Regions from separate parts of the Homo sapiens genome. Here region 2 is linked to region 1. Evidence: chromatin loops called from intact Hi-C (ENCODE). Cell type or tissue: heart right ventricle. All regions are shown on one strand. Each heading gives the region's core, and the rest is flanking DNA. Links, peaks and the distances in the headings are about the cores only.

Region 1 (10,790 bases), core at 971-8,970:
AAATATCCGAAAAAAGCTCATCTCTTCAGGAATGAAGCAGCCTAGCAAAATAGAAAACTTTTCAATAATAAATGCTCAACACCAGCCAAAAACCACAGAATCCCCACCTCCACCCATGCCAGCAAAGCCTGGGTGGGGAACCCAGACTCTCCTCACCTGTTGGGCTGTACCCCACTGGGGTGGGGTAAGAGAATGCTTAGTAGAGTGACTGGATTTTTACTACTGCCTACCCATAATGGAGCCACCCCTACTGCGCTATCAAAAGAACCACACGGAGAGCTGGAATTTCTATCCCTTCCCACCAATAATGCTTAATAATTAGCAATAATAATGATGATACCACTCAGGTATCAATGGAGATCCAGTAGAAACCTGGACTTCTGCATCCACCTAAGCAGTAATGAGGTGATGCCTACCCGTCCCTTGCTGAAGTCCTGCCAGAGAAAGCCAGCTTAAAACAAAAGGTTTTGATGTGATTCAGAGTCTAGTAACATAATACTAAAATATCCTGGTTTCAGCTGAAATCACTTGTCATATCAAGAGACAGGAAGATCTTAAATGCAATGAAAAATGACAATCAATAGATGCCAAGACTGAGATGATAGAGATTTTAGGATTACCTGACAAAGATTAAAAAGCAGCCATGATAAATCACTTCAATGAGCAATTATTAATATGTTTCAAACAAAGAGAAAAAAAAGCCTTGGAAAAGAAACTGACTATCTCAGAGAAGAAATAGATGACCTAAAGAAGAACCAGATGAAAATTTAGAACTAAAAAATAAATAACCAAAGTTATTTATCAATCAAACTCATTGGAACAGAGCAGGCTGAGCACAGTGGCTCACGCCTGTAATTCCAGCACTCTGGGAAACCAAGATGGGTGGATCGCTTGAGCCCAGACATCTGAGACATGCCTGGGAAACATGGTGAAACCTCATCTCTACAAAAAAATACAAAGATTAGCCAGGCGTAGTGGCATGCACCTGTAGTTCCTGGGCAAAAAAGTGAAATCCTGTCTCAAAAACCAGAAACAAACAAAAAACAAAAACAAAGAACAGAGAAAATAGGGAGAGAATCAGTGAACTGGAAAACAAAACAGTAAAAATGACCAATCTGAATAACAGAGCGAATATAGATTGAAAAGCAAATAACAGAGCCTCAGGGATTTGTGGACTATAACAAAAAATCTAACATTTATGTCATAAGTGTCCTAGAAGGAGAGGAGAAAGGAGGAGCAGATAGAAAAGTAATAGAAGAAAAAATGGCTGAACACTTCCCAAATTTGGCAAGAGAAATGAACCTACATATTCAGATGATGAGTGAATTCCAAACAGGATAAAGCCAAAAAAATACACATCAAGACACATCCTAATTAAACTTCCAAAAACAAAGGACAAAGAAAACATTTTAAAAGCAGCAAGATAAAAAAACACCTTACTTATATTGGAAAGACAATTTGAATGATGGTGATTTTATCATCAGAAAATATGGAAGCCAGAAGGAAGAGGTGAGAGAGTTTTCAAGTGCTGAAAGAAAAAAACTGATAACCCAGAGTCCTATATCCAGCAAAAATATCCTTCAGAAATGAAAGGGGAAAGGAAGACATTCTCAGAGGAAGGAAAACTAAGTGATATCTCCAACAGTCCTAATCTGAAAAATTAGCTAAAGAAAGTGCTCTAAACAGAAAAAAAAAAAAGAAAGAAAGAAAACAAAACCTTCAATATTAGGAAGGAAGAACAAAGCAAACAAAAATATAGGTAAATGCAATAGCCTTTTCTCTTCCTCTTGAGTTTTCTAAATTATGCTTGATGATAAGGCAAAAATTATAAAACTGGTCTGGTTCTTAATGTATATAGGTAAATTTAAAGACAAACATATTATAAATGGAAAGGATAAAGGGAGGTAAAGTTTCCGTACTTCACTAGAACTAGCGAAATGACAATAGAGGTAGGCTTTGATAAGTTATGTAGACACATAATCCAGCACCTAAAGCAACCACTAAAAAAGTCATGCAAAGGGACTCACTAGAAACCACTATAGATATATCAAAACAAAATCCTAAAAATTGTTCAGATAACCCACTGGCAGGCAAAAAAATGAAAACAGAGCTATAAAAAACAGGTAACAATGACAAAAAATAAAAGAGCAGACCTAAGCCCTAACATATCAATAATTACATTTAAAGCATTACGATTTAAAGATGGAGAACAGCATAGTTGATTAAAAACATATGACTCAATTATACGCTGTCTCCAAGAAACTCATTTCAAATATAACATACAGGAAGGTTGAAAGTAAGAAGATAGAAGAAGGTATACCACACAAACATTAATCAAAGGAATTAACTGAACGACAAAAATACAAATGATCTCATTTGAATATGGGCAGAAGACATGAAGAGACATTTGACTGAAGAAGACAGATGGATGGCAAATAAACACATAGAAAGATATTCAACATCACTAGCCATTAGGGTAATGTAAATCAAAGGCATAATGACATACCACTAGACATCTATCAGAATGGCTGACATAAAAAACGGTGACCCCACAAATGCTGGAGAGGATGTAAGAAAGCTAGATCACTCATATGCTGCTGGTGAGAATGTAAAATGGTACAGTCACTCTGGAAAATAGTTTGGCAGTTTCTAAAACAATGGAACATACAATGGCTATATGACTCAGCAATTTCACTTCTAGGCACTTATTCTAGAGAAGGATGATTTATGTTTACACAAAAATATGTACATACTGGTCAGGCACAGTGCTACGATCCCAGCACTTTCGGAGGCCAAGGCAGGAGAACTGTTTGAGGCCAGGAGCTCAAGACCAGCCTAGGCAACATAATGAGACCCCATCTCTATAAAAAATTTAAAAAAGCATCTGTACGTGAATGTTTACAGCAGTTTTATTCATAATGCCCCCAACCTGGAAATAATTCAGATGTCCTTAGACAGTGAATAGCTAAATAAACTATGATACAGTACATATAACCTGATGGAATACTACTCACCAATAAAAAGGAATGAAGTACTAATACATGCAACAGTCTTAATGAATCTCTAGACAATTATGCTCAGTGGGGTTGGGGAACACCAATCATGAATGGTTATATACTCTATGATTCCATTGATACAACATTCTTGAAATGACAAAACTATAGAAATGGAGAACATATTAGTGGTTGCCAGTGATGAAGAAGTAGGTGGAGGAAAGGGGAAGAAAATATGTGGAATCTTTGTGATAACAGGCATTTTTTGTATCTTGACTTTGTCAGTGTCAATATTCTGGTTGTGATACTGTACTACAGTTTTGTAAGATGTTACCACTGGGAGGAACTGGGTAAGGGGTACATAGGAACTCCATATTATTTCTTGCAACTGCATGTGAATTTACAATGATTTCCAAAATAAAATTTAATTTTCAAATGGGAAGCTTCAGGGGTGACTTGCAAATTGGTAAAGAGAGTAAGCAAAAGCAAAACAAAATAAATGAACAAAAACCAAACTTGGGTCGGGCGCGGTGGCTCACACCTGTAATCCTAGCACTTTGGGAGGCCGAGGCGGGTGGATCACCTGAGGTACCTGAGGTCAGGAGTTTGAGACCAGCCTGACCAACATGGTGAAACCTCGACTCTACTAAAAATACAAAATTAGCTGAGCATGGTGGCACATGCCTGTAATCCTAGCTACTTGGGAGGCTGAGGCAGGAGAATCACTTGAACCCGGGAGGCGGAGGTTGCAGTGAGCCGAGATCATGCCATTGCACTCCAGCCTGGGCAACAAGAGTGAAACTGTGTCTCAGAAAACAAACAAACAAACAAAAAACAAAAAACAAAACCGAACTCTTATGCAAACACAGATCTTTAAGGATAGAAGAGCCCTTAATTATCAGTGGGTTTGACCTCTGAATCTGAAGTTAGGAAAGGGCGGCCCAGAGATGAAGTGACTTGCCCAAGGATAAAGCTGGGCCTCTAACCCCCAAACAGGCTTGTTCTCAGACACCCAGCCTGCAGACCACAGCAAACAGGTGCTGCTTCTCTAGAACTGCTGATTAAGGTCCAGTAATACATTTGTGAGTGTGGCCAAGAGATTTCAAGCACCTTTTAAAACTGTGCAATCACCTGCAAAGCAAGGAAGGATTGCAGGAGTTATTTCCTAATATTTCACTTGGAATATTCAAATGCTTCTCTGCACCTAATAAAACTACTGTCCCAAAGACAAGAGGATCCTAATTTTCAAAGGTTACATTCAAAATGCATCAGTGCAAACACGGAATGAAGCTATTATTTATGTCACCAGCATTACATACACTGGAGAGCCAAGGCAATGGCAAACATTTGCAGGAAGCTTTGCAGTTTACTAACATTATTTCATTTGATTGCAGCAACAGTTCTGTGTGATGTGGGAATTAATGCCGTTTCCATTTTACAGATAAGGCAACTACCCCCTCACTAAAGTGACCAGACAACTCGAAGTCAGGAACTAGCAAACCGCAGAACGAGGGCTCCTACCTAGATTTTCTATCCTCAGTTACTGCTGCCTTTTCCTTGTATCATTGTGATATCTCTTCTCCTAGGCCTAGGGATGAGGTAGCGCCTAAATCGTTACAAAGCTAACTCCATCCCAGATATAAATTCCAGTCTCTAGATGCAAGTTAGGCCTAACTCCTTACCACCCTCCTCAAGAGCTTCTCTGCACCATCACATCATTTTGTACAAGATGCTGTTATTGTGGCTTACTGAACTATAATTGTTTACCTGTCATAGACTAATATTTGTATCCCCTACAACAGATGGCTATAAAATTGACTTAAATTTGTAAAAGTTGCCCCTCTTGTCATCTACACACATTGGGCTGTATGTACGAAGTCATGACTTCATGACTTCTAAGAAATTTAAAAGGCTTTTCATTTAGACCTTTGGAAGTTCCTCCAAGGCACTGGGGCAAGCAGGTATGTGTCAGCAGAGAAAAGGAAGTGGCTCTTCAGGATCTAAGAGAAGTGGAAAAAATAGCTTCACAACTTTTCTGGCAAAATGTGCAGTAACACTGAGGTTTATTCAGTTGCCTGTCATAGTAACTTATGAACCTAATTACACTGTAATGCACATCTGCCTTTCTTCAACTACTCAATACTTTGGTGTTGAATATGTTTGGCTTAAAATAAGTTTGGACTGAAGAAAAATAATGAGAAATGATAATCAATAGTACTAGTTCCTTGTCAGACTACTGATTTTCACAACCTTTAACTGAGTTATCATCATGCTAGTAGATGTGGGTGAAATATTTGTGGGGAGATGACTCAACTTTTAAACCTCTTTGTCTAGATTCTCCAGTTCCTGCTGTATTAAAGAAACCAAAAAATCTAACAGATAACAATGCAAACCTGACATTTTACAAGTGTTGACACCCCCCCAAAAAAATTCATTTTGGGGATTGTTTCATCAAAAAGAAAAAACAAGCTGAAAACAGTAAAGAGCAGCCAGGGATCTAGTGAAGAACTGATCCCACACTGGCTGCTGGAGGTGACTGAAACACTCAACAGAACTGGGGATTATGAGATGATCTGATATAGAGGGAAGGATGAAAAGCAGGATGAATCAGGTCAGAGGCTGACGAGAGATATAATGGGAGTCAATGCAAGGCTCTCTGTGACTTATGGGTCTCTTTAACTGCTCCCTCAACATTTTGGTTAAATGGCTTGTTATTATATCCTAGAGGAATTCCATGACTCATTGAAAATGGCTTCTGTGCCTCCTCTCTGGTAGGGAATCTCTTTCATTATGAGCAAGAGGTAACTCCAAGTTTCCATTCACATTATAAAGCTTTGGGACTCCTCCACCGCCATGCTGGGCGGTGCCATGGGCCCCTGCCACGGCACAAACACTGTTCAGATCCTTCCCTTTGGGGGTCATGGGGAAGGCACCAGCTCTAGGGAAGATTAAGGTCCTTCAGGTCTCTGTACTTAAAGTTTTAAAATATAATATAATAATTAAATTTAGAAGACCTATCTTGCCTTACACTCTGGAGAGCATGAGATGAAGCTTGGCAAGCTAACAGGTGGGGGCGGTGGGGGGTGGGGGCGGAGGGTTGGTAGAAAAGGAAGAAGGAAGGGAAGGGCATTCCAGGCAGAGGGTCTAGCATGGGCAAGGGCATGGATGTGTGGGAAAGTATACCAGGTTTAAAGAACTGCAGTAATTAGCAATCATTCATTAACTTTACATATATACACACACATGCACCCAGACACACACACACACACACACACACTCATTCATCACTTAATGATAGGGAGATGTTCTGAGAAATGCATGGTTAAGTGATTTCATCATCATGCAAACATCACAGAGTGTACTTACACAAACCTAGATGTATAGCCTACTACACAGCTAGGCTATTGCTACGAGGCTACAAACCTATACAGCATGCTACTGTACTGAATACTGTAAGCAACTGTAACACAATGTTAAGTATTTGTGTATCTGAGCATATCTAAACATAGAAAAGGTACAATAAAAATATGATATAAAAGATAAACAATGATACACCTGTATAAGGCAACGCCATCATAATCTTACAGGACCACATATGCAGTCTGTCATTGACCAAAACATCATTATGCAGTGCATGACTATGTGTGTTTTTTCTTAGCACTTGAGCTAGGCATTGTTCTAAAGGTTATAGTGGTGACCAACACAGACAAGTTCCCTTCCCCTAAGGACCACCGCCAAGCCACAGTTCCCAAGGCCATCATCAACATGCCTGTCTAGTGACTGGGGCAGAGACTTATCTTGCCCTACCTTCTGGGCAGGAAGGGGCAGGAAGAGATCATCATGGGAAGTGGACACAGTAGAGGTGCTGAAATAGTGGAGCCAGCGTTAGAAACACGATACACAGAACAGAAATTTCATTTCTGAGGCCTGTTGCTGTCAGCAAGTTCCAAGAAACACTGGTCATTGCTGTAGCAACTGATTTCACATGCATCAGGAGAAATCGTAACAGTATTAGTTCTCCCTGGAGACGGACAAAATTGGAACTGTCCACAATTAGAGAGTGTTCCCCATTTCTTCTAATGTTGCTGCTGGTGGCTTGAAACTTTTGCCTTCCTCTAACCACTTTGGGCGATTCAGTCCTCGGAGGCCTCCCATTTTTGTCCCTGAGGAGGATGGCCCTGCCCCGCACAGCTAAGCCATGTGTGGGCTGCTCTAAGGCCCAAGAAGCCAGGGTGAGGGAGGGGTGAAGAACACAGTGAGAAATGGCAGGATTCAGAGTTTAAAGTTCTGGGCTTGGGCACCAGTTCTACAGTTAGCCGTGTGACCCTTAAGTGATTTGCTTAACCTCTCTGTACCTCTGCTTCTCTATTTGAAAATAGTGTTATTAATATCTCTCTCATTGGATCAGCATGTGGAGCAAAGTAGATAATGGGTATGGAGATACTTTGTAAGTTTAAGAGCCACATAAACACCAAGTATTTGCCTAAAATAAAGGATCTTTTCTTCATTCTAAGAGATAAAATATCCCAAATGGTGATATTTCTTTAAAAAGTCCTTACCATGGTCTTCAGTTTACTTCTACCTATATTAAGGAATTCAAGGAAACTATCAGTGAAAGTACAAACTAACTCAATCCTGGGTCTGTCTCTGTCAGAGGCATGTGAACCAGAACAACTCCATCTTAAATAGGAGCTGGGTAAAATGAGGCTGAAACCTACTGGGCTGCATTCCCAGATGGTTAAGGCATTCTAAATCACAGGATAAGATAGGAGGTCAGCACAAAATACAGGTCATGAAGACCTTGCTGATAAAACAGGTTGCAGTGAAGGAGCCGGCCAAAATCCACCAAAACCAAGATGGCGATGAGAGTGACCTCTGGTCGTCCTGACTGCTACACTCCCACCAGCGCCATGACAGTTTACAGATGCCATGGCAACATCAGGAAGTTACCAGATATGGTCTAAAAAGGGGAGACATGAATAATCCACCCCTTGTTGAGCATATCATCAAGAAATAACCATAAAAATGGGCAACCAGCAGCCCTCAGGGCTACTCTATGCAGTAGCCATTCTTTCATTCCTTTACTTTCTTAATAAATTTGCTTTCACTTTACACTGAGGACTCGCCCTGATTTCTTTCTTGTGCGAGATCCAAGAACCCTGTCTTGGGGTCTGGATCAGGACCCCTTTCCTTTAACACCTCTGCCCCCATTGGTAGTCAGTCATGTGATCTGGGACAAGTCAGTTAACCATTTAGATCCTCAGGTTCCTCATCCACAAAATGAAAAGAGCTGATGTAGGGATTGGCTAATATATCTTAAAATTATCTGGAAAATATCCAATCAATGTAAGGCATCATACTTCTATTCTATTCTATTCTATTCTATTCTATTCTATTCTATTCTATTCTATTCTATTCTATTCTAATTTTTGAGATGGAGTCTTGCTCTGTTGCTCTGTTGCACTGTTGTGCATTGGCACAATTTTGGCTCACTGCAACCTATGCCTCCTGGGTTCAAGCAATTCTCCTGCCTCAGCCTCCTGAGTAGCTGGGACTACAGGCGCATGCCACCACACTAGGCTAATTTTTGTAATTGTAGTAGAGAGGGGGTTTCACCATATTGGTCAGGCTGGTCTCAAACTCCTGACCTCAGGTGATCTGCCCACCTTGGCCTCCCAAAGTGCTGGATTACAGGTGAGAGCCACTGTGCCCAGCCCTGTATATATTTTAAATGATACAGAGTCATTATCTGAGTTTGAAGTCAAAATGTTTCTATCAAAACGTTTCTAACAAAACATTTGCTGTCAACAGTCTTTATACAGGAAGAACTCTGAAATGAACTGCAGTTGAATATCTACCTTCTTAAGCAGATGCAGAGTGAGATAAAAATAATTTTTGTAGATGTGCTGAATGTCTGGGATTGTTGATATGTCATCTGTGGTAGATAAACAATGACCACACATTCTTTGCTATTCCCCTCATTAAGAGGTGATATCTATGTCCTCTCCCCTTGAACCTGCAGAGTGGGTTGGTGGGGGTGATCTCTGTGAAAACTTAACCAACAGAATACAGCAGAAAGAATGCCGTGCCAATTTCCAAGCTAAGCCTTAAGAGACCAGCAGCTTCCACTTTCTGACTCTTGGAAGATTTGTTCTTGGAGCCCTTGCAAGATGTCTGACTGCCCTGAGGCTGCCATGCTGGAGGGAGCCCAAGCTGGTTACTTGGAGAGGGCCTAGGAGGAGACAGTGCCAGGCCGCCCCCAGCAATTCCAACTCTCATCCCTGCCTGGCATGCCGGCTGAGACCCTGGATTGTGGCGCAGAGGAGAGTTGTGTCTGCTGTACAGTCTGAATTCCTGACCCACAGGACCAGAGCAATAATAATAATAATCAATTGCTTTAAGACACTCAGTTTTAAAATGCCTTGTTTCATGCAATAGATAACTGGAAAATCATCCAAACATGAGATGATAAAATGTTTGATGGCAATGTAACACGTGTATCACTAAAATGAAATTTCAGCCCCAACATTGCTCCAGTCTCAGAACAGGAAAAATTTTCCTCTGGCTATAGCTGCAGTGAGAAATCATGGCAAACTGGGGTGATGCCTCGGTATTTCCAAGGACACCAAAAAGGAAAAAAGCCTCACTGGGTTTTATAAATCAACAAAATATATGTAGATTAAATGCCTTCTGTATAAATACAGCAGAAACATAAAGAGTCTAAAATTCTAAAAAGCGATAAAAAATTTTCTAGGTAAAGCAAAGGGGGTTCTGGATTATCTTTCCCTCAAGGTAGAGGTTAAACGCCTGACTGGACAGTAACTTAAGGACTGTGTAAATGAGAACAGATTTGGCAAATGATTTTGCAACTCCAAGAGAGGTGACTGAGAAAGATTCGAATGTTAAACTCATTTGTTTGTGTATATTTCTTATTTTTTGTATATTATGATGATGTTTTAACATCCTTAAAAAAACCCTTTCAGGCTGGGGAGAGACTACACCTCCCTCCAGGGCTAGGTAATTCTCAAAGATAGCCAAGGGCCCAGAAAGGAGCATGCCTTTGTTATGCAAACTAACCAACCTAGAGCCACACCTCCTCTACCTGGCCCATAGAACCCAGGAAGCAATGCTCCTCTCTCCTAATCATCCCAGGGCCAGGTACCAAGCAACTAGGGACCACATCTATAGTTTAGACCTATCGGAAATTATTCAAACTAGCCGTTCCTAACCTGTTTACCCTGCCCTGCCTGGCCTTTCCCATGGAAAGCCTAATAAAGGCAGTGAACAAAGCCACACAGCTTTAACTTGTACAGGGCTACACATCTGAAAACAAAACCTGTCTCTACTGCTAAGTTGTGAAAACTCTATATTAAGGTTATATGCATATACTTTGATAGAAAAACAAGATGAATGCAATCTCCTTGCCTGGTGATATAAACCAAATATGTTTTACTAATAGCCCATGTTAATAGAGAGCAGATGGCAAAAAATGTATAAAGGTATGACTCATTCCTATCTTGAAATACTTCACTATTCCCTACGATCAGTAGAAGTCAGATCTCCCATTGTCTGTTTCCCGACACGGTGCTTTTATTTTTCTTTGAGAAAAGCCACAGTACAAACAAGTGAGTTGGGTTTTTCATCCCTTTACAGATCTTCCACATTCCCTGTTGCTTGTTTTCTGCTTGTAGGCTGATGAGGCAGGAGGCAGACATGAACGACTCAGAGGAATGTAAGAGAAATATGAATGTGTAATTAAAAGAATTACATGTCTGCCTTTTTGTGCCTTTAATTTAG
Region 2 (10,790 bases), core at 1,403-9,402, 53 kb before region 1:
TATGACTTAAAAATAGCACATAACTTTGTTTCATAGAATACAGTCATGCATCAGTTAATGGGGATACATTCTGAGAATGGCATCATTAGGCAATTTCATCACTGTGTGAACATCCTGGAGCAGGGATCCCTAATTCCCGGGCCATGGACTGGTACCAGTCTGGTGGCCTGTTAGGAACCGGCTGCACAGCAGGAGTTGAGTGGCAGGTGAGCCAGCATGACCACCTGAGCTCTGTCTCCTGTCAGATCAGTGGCAGCATTAGATTCTCTTAGGAGCGTGAACCCTATTGTGAACTGCACATGCGAGGGATCTAGGTTGCATGCTCCTTATGAGAATCTGACTAATGCCTGATGATCTCAGGTGGAGCAGTTTCATCCTGAAACCATCTCCCGCCCCCTGTCCATCCATGGAAAAATTATCTTCCATGAAACTGGTCCCTGGTTCCAAAAAGGTAGGGGACCACTGTCCTAGAGTGTACTTACACAGTCCTAGATGGTATAGACCAGCGGTCCCCATCTTCTTCCCCAATTTTTCCATGGACCAGAGTAGGGGTAGGGATGGTTTCGGGATGATTCAAATGCATTCCATTTATTGTGTACTTTATCTCTATTATTATTACATTGTAATATATAATGAAATAATTATACAACTCACCATAATGTAGAAACAGTGGGAGCCCTGAGCTTGTTTTCCTGGAAATAGATGGTCCCGTATGGGTGCGATGGGAGACAGTGACAGATCACAGGCATTAGATTCTTATAAGGAGCGCACAACCTAGATCCCTCACATGCACAGTTCACAACAGGATTCGCGCTTCTTTGAGAATCTAATGCTGCCACTGATCTGACAGGAGGCGGAGCTCAGGTGGTCATGCAAGTGATGGGAAATGGATGTAAATACAGATGATGCTTCACTCACTCGCCCACTGCTCACCTCCTGCTATGCAGTCCAGTTCCTAACAGGTAACTGGTCCATGGCCCTGGGGGTTGGGGACCTCTGGTATAGACTACTACACACCTAGGCTACATGGTATGGCCTGTTGCTCCTAGGCTCAAACCTGTACAGCATGTTACTGTACTGACAGGCAACTTTATTTCTGGCAACTTTAACACAATGGTAAGTATTTGTGTATCTAAACATAGAAAAGGTACAATAAAAATACAGTTTTATAATCTTATGGGACTGCCATCATCTATGCAGTCCATTGTTGACTGAAACGTTACGTGGCACATGACTGTAGTTTCAAATCAAATTCCATTATGATAATTACGATGATAATTTCAATAAAAATCTCTGTATGACAAAATATTTAAACATTCAAATTTACTTATTTCAGACACTGTTAGGCCTACAGCAATTCAAATACAACAAAAAAATCCTATTGATTGGTCCCTTGATGTTTGTTTCAGTGGCATGCTGAAGTTGGTTCCTACTGGCTTGTAAGAGCCAACTGTTAAATTTGTAAGAACTTTGAGAGCTGGTTGTGAAACTGTTGGTAGCTTGAAATCAGCCCTGCAGGGAGTATTTACACCATAGAAATTGGCAAACACCGCGAATTAGGATGGCCCCCATTCCCTGGCCGCAAACAACTAGTTTACCGGCATGCCACTGGTTGTAATGTATTATAACCTATGGCAGAAAATACAAGTAATCTTATAATTAACTGCCCAATATATAACAAATTTTGCATATTACATGTATACAAGAAACAGACAGTGACCCTTATATTAGTTATCACAGCGATTTGAATAATGACTGTAGAACAAATAGAAAAACCAGACACTTTTGATGAGAGGAGGTAAATTTTTACTGCTAAAAGGTCGTTTTTGAAAAACATTCTTGTCTGAGTGGTCAACCAGCATCAATGCTGCAAGTGACTCCAGAAACCTTTAAAAAGAGAATTTCCATCTGATAGATTAGAAACACACACAAGACAAAGACTGTGGATGTTTTAATGTGAAAATCACATTGTAAGGAATATCAGGAGATTCCCTGTTTTCCTGACCTGTTTCCCTATGTGTGTCTTACTAATAGCGTCCCCCAGGAGCAACAGCACATAAAGGACTGATCTATAACTGTGCTCAATAACTTTTGATGGGTAAGTCATGAGGATTAAGCCACAGTTGAAGTTTCTCTCCTTTGGTTTGTAATTTTACGCATAGTGCCCTTCTTCAGTGAAAAGAGTTCTTCAGCTGTGTTTAATGCAAAATGATGAGAGAAACAGCATATAACAATGACTTAAATTTAGCTTTCAGGGCTCAACCAATCCCTCTGGTGTTCAGCACATCCCTCTGGCTGTAGACACAAAGGGAGGAGGTGCATCTGTCAATTTCATGACTTAGAGCAGTGCTTCTCAAACTTTGGGGTGCATGAGAGTCACTTGAAGCAGTCATTAAAACACACTGTTTCTAATTCAGGAGGTCTGAGAAGGGACCTGAGAATTTGGATTTCTTTTTTTTTTTTTTTCTTTTTTGAGATGGAGTTTTGCTCTGTTGCCCAGGCTGGAGTGCAGTGGCACGATCTCGGCTCACTGCAACCTCTGCCTCCCGGGTTCAAGTGATTCTCCTGCCTCAGCCTCCCGAGTAGCTGGGATTACAGGTGCCCACGACCACACACGGCTACTTTTTGTATTTTTAGTAGAAACGGGGTTTCACCATGTTGGCCAGGCTGGTCACAAACTCCTGACCTCAAGTGATCCACCCACCTCGCCGCCTCAGCCTCCCAAAGTGCTGGGAGTATAGGTGTGAGCCACCACGCCTGGCCAAGAATTTGGATTTCTAAGAAGTTCCCAGGTGATGCTGATGCTGATGCTGATGCTGATGCTGCGGTCTGTGGACCACACTCAGGAACAATGCTTCTCAAACTTTAAAGTGCTTACACATCACATTGTTGAAATGCAGGTTCCGATTCAGTGGGTCTGAGGGAGGAGCTAAGATTCTACATTTCTGCAAGGCCTAGGTGGCAACTGGTCTGAGGACCACACTTCGAGGAGCAAGGATTTAGTTTAGAAGCTGGTCATGATGGATTGACCTTTGGTTAACCAATCCCTTGAAGGTGAAGCTTGTAAAATTAGACTCACTGATCAAACAGACCTAGAGTAAATAAACTTGTTTATTATAATTTTTCCATTTTTCCCCTCCCCTTCCTTTCTGTCTTACTTCCTTATAGCCACCTGTATGTCTCAGCACCGTCTCTTATGTCTAAAACTGACTTCAGTTCTAGCCCTGCCAAACCAGATCTCCAACTTCCACCCAACTTTTCTTATTGTACTCAACTCAACTACTATTTCTATCCCAATCCCTCAGGTGGTTAAACTCAAAGACACCATCATTTCTTCTCTTGTACTTATTCTCCAATTCAGTCACAGGCCTTGTGGGCTATTTTTCATCATGATCATCATCATCTACAGCTTATTGATGTTCACTTACTGCCTACAGTGTGCCAGGTTCTGAGCTAGATCCCTTACACACAGCATCTCTAATCCATAAAAGGACTGCAAGGGGGCATCTTGGTGAGAGCTGAACTGACACTCTATACAATGTTGCAGTCAGGACTCCAACCTGTGTCAGACTCTAGATGCCACGATCTCTCCACTAGGCCATGGTCCCTCTCTCTAGTCATCGTTTCCTCTCCATTTCCCCTGCCACCACCCTAGTGTGAGATCTTTTCATCTCAGTGGAAGCTTCCTCTTCCATTCCCACTGGAATCTAGCCTCACCCTTTATTAAAATACCACTGTCCTCATGACATTTGCTAAAAAGGAAAAAAACAAAACAACAAGCTTTCAAGAAGGCACTCTTAACTAAAGGATGCGCGCATGAACACACACACCCACACTCTCCCCAGCCCACCACACACACGGACCAGCGCATAAGCTCTCTGTAATCTGATGGTATAAAATGAAAAAAGACTCTTTACATCCAATAAGGGTGAAAATATTTTTGAAATTTAGAGAAAGGAACATATAGGTAGACCCACAGACACGCCACATTCCATGCTGAGAAACCATGAACTTGCTTTGGTGGCAACTGTGAAGCACAGAAGGGCGACAGACACGGGGTGCTGGCCTGACCTCCCGCTGAAGGACTGGGTGGCACTCCCATGGCTGATGGGCGGGTTTATTCCTTTTGGATTTTTGGACCATGCTGGGTGAGCTTCTTATGCCTCTTCAGGATGATTTCTTACATTCCACTAAGAGAGCCTCAGAAGATTTGGTTAGAGCAGAGATTATAGTAGATGACACAATCTGGGAGCTAGAAGGTTGTGCAGAGGTCAAGCGTCATTGTGTCATTGATGGGAAAAGAGAGGCCCAGAGAGGGGAAGCAGGATCAGAAGCCACAGGTCCTGACTCCAGCACACTCATCTTTCCCTCCCATCCTTCCCCGTGAGCTAGCCCTGTGGCCGCCAGGCATCTGGTGCATGTGGTATTCGTGCAGATCCAAGCCCGGACAGCTGTCACTGGTTCACATTCCAAAGAGCTGGGGCACTTCCTCACCGTGTGCATTTCTCACTGCTGACTCTATCAGCATTTAATCAATATCAGATGGCACTGCCTGGCCTCCCTTTCCACTTGACACGCTTTCTCTGTCTTGTTTTCCCCCTCCCCTGACTTCTTTTTAATAAGAATTCTGTTTTATCTTCCTCTCTGCCCTCCGCTGGGAGGACATCTGGCCAAACACACGGATGCCTACTACAAAGGGACCCTGCTGGCTCCTGTAGCTGGGGCACCCCCTCCTCCTTGAACCTAGATGGTTACAAAATAACATTCAAGAGAGATATCCCCCTGTTACCAGCCTTTGTAGTGTTTGTTTTCTTAGCATTACTTTCCAGAGCCTGGGGACTTTGTTCCCATGGCGGGGTGGGGGTGGGCAGGGAAGGAAGGGCTGGGGACTGATATACAGAGTGCTGCAGAGGAGAGATTTCAGTTCAGGAAGTGAAGCAGTGCTGCCCCTCACCATTAAGAGATCCAGCGTGCCAAAGAACCTGGCGCCAATAGCACATTTGAAATTCAGAGGCCTACAGGCAGCAAGGACCTGAAGGGTGCATGCCTTTCCGCTGCTTTTCCCTCTTGAACTATCTCCCGCTGAACTCCACTCTTGGCTCATGTTTTGAATGTATTTTCCAGTGTCCGAGTCTTTGTTATACAAAAAAGTGTGGGGGCCCAGTGAAGCCAAAATCGCTCTGGTTAACTCCTTGAGTATTCCATGGAAGTTCAGAATAGGCTGACAATTTGGTCCCCAGTGCCCAAACTCAAAGTCCCCTGGGCTGCCCTGGTTCCAACAACACATTTCAAGTAAGAAGCTGGCAGGGGGGGAATGGGGGCTGCTGATCAGTGAGCCGTTTGCTGGTTGGGGGAATAATTGAAACGCTCCAGGAATGACAGTGCAAAGGGCCAGAAGAATTCACCAGCAAAGAGAATTCCTTTCTGCTGTGGTTCTCCATAAAGAGCCCTCCCAAGTGCTGTGGTCCAGTCTCAATCCAGTCTGTTTTTCCGATCTTTTTGCAGAAAAAAAAAGAGTCTCCTTCACTCTCATATTTTTTTGCCATGTATATCACTGAAGGTGGGCTTGTGTGTTAAAATGGATACATTGCAGATCCATCCCCTTCCTTGGTAGGTGGAGGCCGGCACTGTGGGTGAGTGTGGGACACTTCTGGGCTATTTTCATGATCACAAGTGTCTATAGCTCAGTGGTGTTGCCATAAAGATCATGTTACCAAAGAGAAGCTTTAAAAAGGGTCAATTGCAAAATCCAGAAAACCACAAGTTTTGATCTGAGATTCGCAGTGAACTTTTCATGTGGTTTTTTTACAGTTATTAATCTACTGCCTGGTGGTATAGATTCCCATAAACCCATAAGAATGATTTGGCTCTAACAGTAAAACGGATGATTCAAATAAATTCCTATAATTAAAATGGCCCCAAAAGCAACAAAACAATAAGAGTTAACAACCCGGTTAGTTGCTTGAATGTTACGCAATATCACTGGAACAAAAGTTAAATACATAAAACACTTTATCCACCGAAATAACTAGCTTTTCCTTATGATGAAGGCTATTTACTAAATGATGAAATATGGAATTAGTAAAAAAAATTTTTTTTATTAGTGAGTAATTTAGTTCCCCAAATACAAATCCCAGCCCTGGACACCTTACTATGCCAAGTTTCCTAACGATGTGGATAGCCATGAAAACGGAAGCAGGACAAGAATTGGAAATGAAATCACTTTCTGTGCAAAATAAGTGAAGCCTCACAGCAGCTCTGTATTCATAAAGATGTGTTCAAACCGGAAAAGTTACTTAGAAGAGAGTTTTATGACAGCATGAACTCTTCGACGTTCATGCTGAACTTACATTCAAATTCTGTGCATTTACCAAGGGTATAGTTTGTTTTCATTGAAATTTTTTCATGTGTATAAAAAGAAAAGGCAGTCAGTTCTGGTTTGGTTTTATTGTTTTTTTTAAGATTATGCATTATTTATTTAAAATTTATAATTTATACCCTGCCTACTAAAAAAGAATTGTCGTAGGCAAAAGCCAGATGTAACGGTCCCACTCAGAGTATGCAGTGTCTGCCAGAATATATAGTGTCTCAAAAGAACGCCATTATTTTCTCTTTGTGGTTTTTATAAGAAATCCTTTATTAGATGAACTGTCCACAAATGCTTTCAATTCCAAGGAGAGGAATCCTTGCTCACTGGGGAGCTCAACCATCACATCTCTTACAGTTGTCTCTCCTAGCTGGCCCCTTCCTCTTGGCTCTATTCCTATACATTTTATTCTATGGGCACAGAGTGAACTGTCAACATTTCAGCAGCCTGACTACTTCATTATCTGGCACTACCATACAATGTCCTTCTGGGATTAAGTGCTGAATCTTTTCATTAAAAGGACTCATGAAAATGCAGCTCTAGCTTGGGTCATCAATCTGCTGTAGAATTGAGCCAGACACTGACTCTGACAGGTAATTGAGGAAGGCCATGAGACATTTCTTGAGTGGGTGAGAGTTTGCTATTGCTGTGAATGTGAAGAGGAATTGCTGAGGATGAAGGCTATTACTGAGGACCTGATATGGGCCAGGAACCCTCTCCTGGTTACTTATAATGTCTTTAACAACCCTGCAGAGTAGGAATTCTGACCCTAATTTTACAGATTTTAGGAAAGTGGGGAGGTCAAAGAGGGTGAGTACCCAAGCCAGTGAGTAGCTGAGCTGGGAGTTGAACCCAAATCTTTTGTGTGTTGCTTCTCCAAGCTTATTCATCTCCAGAAGTGAAAAACAAAACAAAGCAAGATAAAGGATGCCCAACGAGATAATCTAGAAAACGGACCAGTTAGACATACCAGTAGAAGTATTCTGTCAAAATAAAGGGGTGCGGAAACATCCTTTCACATGTTGATAGATAAGCCTTTCTCAGAAATAAGCAATAAAATGTAGTCTCCGGTGGGTTAACTAACTTACAGGCCTGATGCTTCTGCCGGCTATAATTTCTCCTTTATTAGACTGTGGTGACATACTTAAGCAGCAAGTAAATTCTGCCCTAAATAAATGCTCATTCTCTCTAGGAGAGGTCAAGAGTGGCTTGAAGGTTTGGCTGGTAAGGCATGTTAGCCCCTCAGGGGAATATCTCCCAATGCTGAGGGAGTTTTTGGAGTGAGATGGGCCAGGGAAAGAAGGTACCTTTATAATTTCAAAGCAAACTATGGGATATGCAGGAGCCTTGATCAGTTTAAGCTTGAAACCAAATAAATTGGTCACCCCATGGTTTTCTTTTGAAGTTCTAGTATGCTTGAAATGAACCCCAAAAGCCAGTCTTCAATGGCTCCTTCATCTACAGAGCCAAAAAACTGCTTGTGGCTCAAGCTTGCAGGAGCTGGGCAAGGTAAGACAGAGGCAAGGAAGAAGGTGACAGGAGGGTTTATCAGATGGCGATTAAAAAATTTATTTACCTCTAGCCTCTTAGCCTCCCTCTAAAAAAAAATTATCTGGAATACACTGGCAAAAAATATTTTTTTCTTACCAATACCTCCTTGACCCTGTGGTTCAGGAATCCACAGTGATTCTCCAGTTGCTCCCGCACCCTCTGACCATGTTGGCACTCAGAATCTTGAGGCCGGGAGGGGCGCTGGCTGTCATCTTGGCTAATATGCATCTCACCAGTGAAGAAACTGAGGCCCAAGGAACTCCACTCCTCTCTCCTACTCCCCCCACCCCAAGTTTATACACAGCCAGGCTGGCTTTAGGGCTCGGGTTTTCTACCTTCCAGCTGGAGTTCCTTCGACCCCAGAATTCTGCCCACATCACCACATTCCATTCTTGCTACATCCTGTTTATTCATTTCTTCAAGGTGTAAGTAGCAGGCAGTAGTTATACTGGTGAACACAACAGACAAAAATCTATCTCTGCCTTCTGGAACTTATATTCCAGTGGGAGGATGTCTTCATATGACAGAAGGTGATGAATGCTATAGTAAAAACAAGGCAAGCACTGAGCGAAGGGCATGTAGCGGGGGACGTAGATGTCAATTTTAAGTATGGTGTGTCTGGAGCCCTCTCCGCAGAGTAACATTTGAGCAAGAGTTTGAGGGAGCATGGGAAGGACCCCAGGCACCTGCATAGCTATGGTCTCTGACAGGGCTCTGCTCATTTCCCCTCTGGGCTGTGAGATTTGCCCTTCTCTTCCCTGAAACGCTCTTCCCTACTAACTAACTTCCTTTGTGCTTACTCACAGATTTCCTCCTCAATGCACCCTTTCCTAATTTGCCTTGAATCCCTAAGCACCTGTGTAGTTGATACTGCACACATCCACACTCCCCATGATCTTCATAGCTACCTCCTTGTACAGGCATGAGGGTTTTGTTTTTCTGCTGTGTTGCGTTTGCATTTCCCTAAGCAAAGGAGCACCCGCTAGTACTCGGCACATCCTGCGGCTTAACAAAGGCATGACTGGAGTACAGATCCGGGCAGTGGGAAGTGGGCCCTCGCTTCCAGGAGCAATCTCCCTGCCCCCAAATTGGAATCTGCTGTCAGGTGCAAGGGATTTCACAATCTCCTCTCCCACCTTTGTCTCCAGTCTTCTAGGTGATTTGCTGATCTCACTGTCCTGTGGGCCGGGGTATGGATGTCCTGGGAGAGGGGCACAGCTCAGGGGCCTGACAGTTAAAACACTGACACTGATGAGAGCCCTTTCCTCCCACACAGCCAAGGCTGATGCCACAGGGAGCCGCAGCCTCAAACCCGCTGGAGGTAGAGGGTGGAATGAAGGTTATGATGAAAGGAATGCAAAACATGCCTTCAGACCCCTGCCCAGACTGAAGTGAGTCCCAAGACCCTACAGCATTTCTCCATTTTGTGGGTCTCGGCACTTTCAAAACTCCATGTGATAGGGCCAAGATGAGAACTGTAAACCTGCAATCCAACACTTGCCTTGAGTGTGGCTGCTTTACAAAGTGTCATTTGGGGGCAGCTGAAGGACTAATATAATGACGAGGGGGAACAGCGCTGAGCAGGACAAATCTCAGTTAATGACAAGATATTTGCTGTTTGTCAACGACACAGTGTCGGGGCATGTGAAAATTATGCTGCTGAGCAGGTGCTGGCAAAGACATGCCTACATCCACTCTCCCTCACATACCGATTTGATTTTTTTTTTAACCACCAAAACTAGTGTTTTGATGGGGAAAAAAAGTGGACTTCAATGTAAATGAAAACATCAATCAACCTGACAGACATTCCTCGTTCCTCAAAAACATGTGTTTTTTACTTTCTTCAAGTGAAGATGATAGTCGAAGACACTTAAAATTAAGGGAACGAAGCCAAGACAGAGCAGGAGACTTCACCACTGCTGTTTTAAAACAGTCATTCTGTTCCACATTGAATGTGGCCTCAGTCTTGAACCTAATGAGAAATGAGTCAATCGACTTGAAATGATCCAAATGAGGAAAAGTTGGCAAAACAAGGAGGGAACTGGGAGGGACCTATTTTAATAGAGTATTGGCCCACGACGCCTGTGAGGGGAGAGTGGCCCCAGACGGAATGACGACCATCCCTGTCACTAGCCACATACTTGTTATTAAAACTGGACAAAGGCCTGGTGTCGTGGCCCATGCCTGTAATCCCAGCACTTTGGGAGGGTGAGGCAAGAGGATCCCTGAGGCCACGAGTTCAAGACTGGCCAGGGCAACACAGTGAGATGCTGTCTCTACCAAAACAAAACAAAACAAAACAAAACTAGACAAAGGGGGATGGGGAGAGAAATATTTTCATGGGGCAGACAGCTATACTTTTGGAAGTCAAAGCAATGAAACTGGAAATAAAAATGAAAAACCATTAAACAAAAAGTCAGAAGGCATGCAATGAATTATGGCATATAAAATAAATGGGAACATGTAGGCTTATTTAATTTTCCATGCCTTTATATGGAGTTTAGAAATGACAGTTAAATTTAGAAAATTGTTTAAAACTGAAATAACTAGATGGGAACATACGTTTGTACACACACACACAAAGTGACTTTCTTCAGACACTAGAGATGTTTGTAGAAAAGGATTTCTAAAGCAAAATTCAAAATCACCAGGCACAGTGGCTCATGTCTGTAATCCCAACATTTTGGGAGGCCAAGGTGGGTGGATCACTTGAGGTCAGGAGTTTGAGACCAGCCTGGCCAATATGGTAAAACCTTATCTCTACTAAAAACACAAAAAATTAGCTGAGCATAGTGGCACATGCCTGTAGTCCCAGCTACTTGGGTGGCTGAGGCAGAAGAATCGCTCGATCCTGGGAGGCAGAGGTTGCAGT

Evidence for each region. Hi-C counts contacts between places; a loop is a spot of excess contacts. Peaks named below come from ENCODE experiments on the same cell type or tissue, not always from the same donor. Only the 100,000 strongest peaks of a DNase experiment are listed, where the experiment ranks them.
Region 2: a loop joins it to region 1, with 2.3 times the contacts of the local background. A loop is called at or near these places in 2 of 110 quality-filtered maps.

What each region holds. Positions count from the first base shown.
Region 1 is chr18:410,796-421,585 of GRCh38, forward strand. The region is part of intron 2 of COLEC12 (collectin subfamily member 12); the gene reads right to left. Among named protein-coding and RNA genes, the nearest start is that of COLEC12, 85 kb to the right of the region's middle. RefSeq lists a silencer at 9,049-9,242 and an enhancer at 9,789-10,340. In heart right ventricle, for the core only: no CTCF peak of the experiment used is centred there; no DNase peak of the experiment used is centred there; H3K27ac peaks cover 1,219 bases.
Region 2 is chr18:357,728-368,517 of GRCh38, forward strand. The region is part of intron 2 of COLEC12 (collectin subfamily member 12); the gene reads right to left. Among named protein-coding and RNA genes, the nearest start is that of THOC1, 95 kb to the left of the region's middle. In heart right ventricle, for the core only: no CTCF peak of the experiment used is centred there; a DNase peak (open chromatin) is centred at 4,413.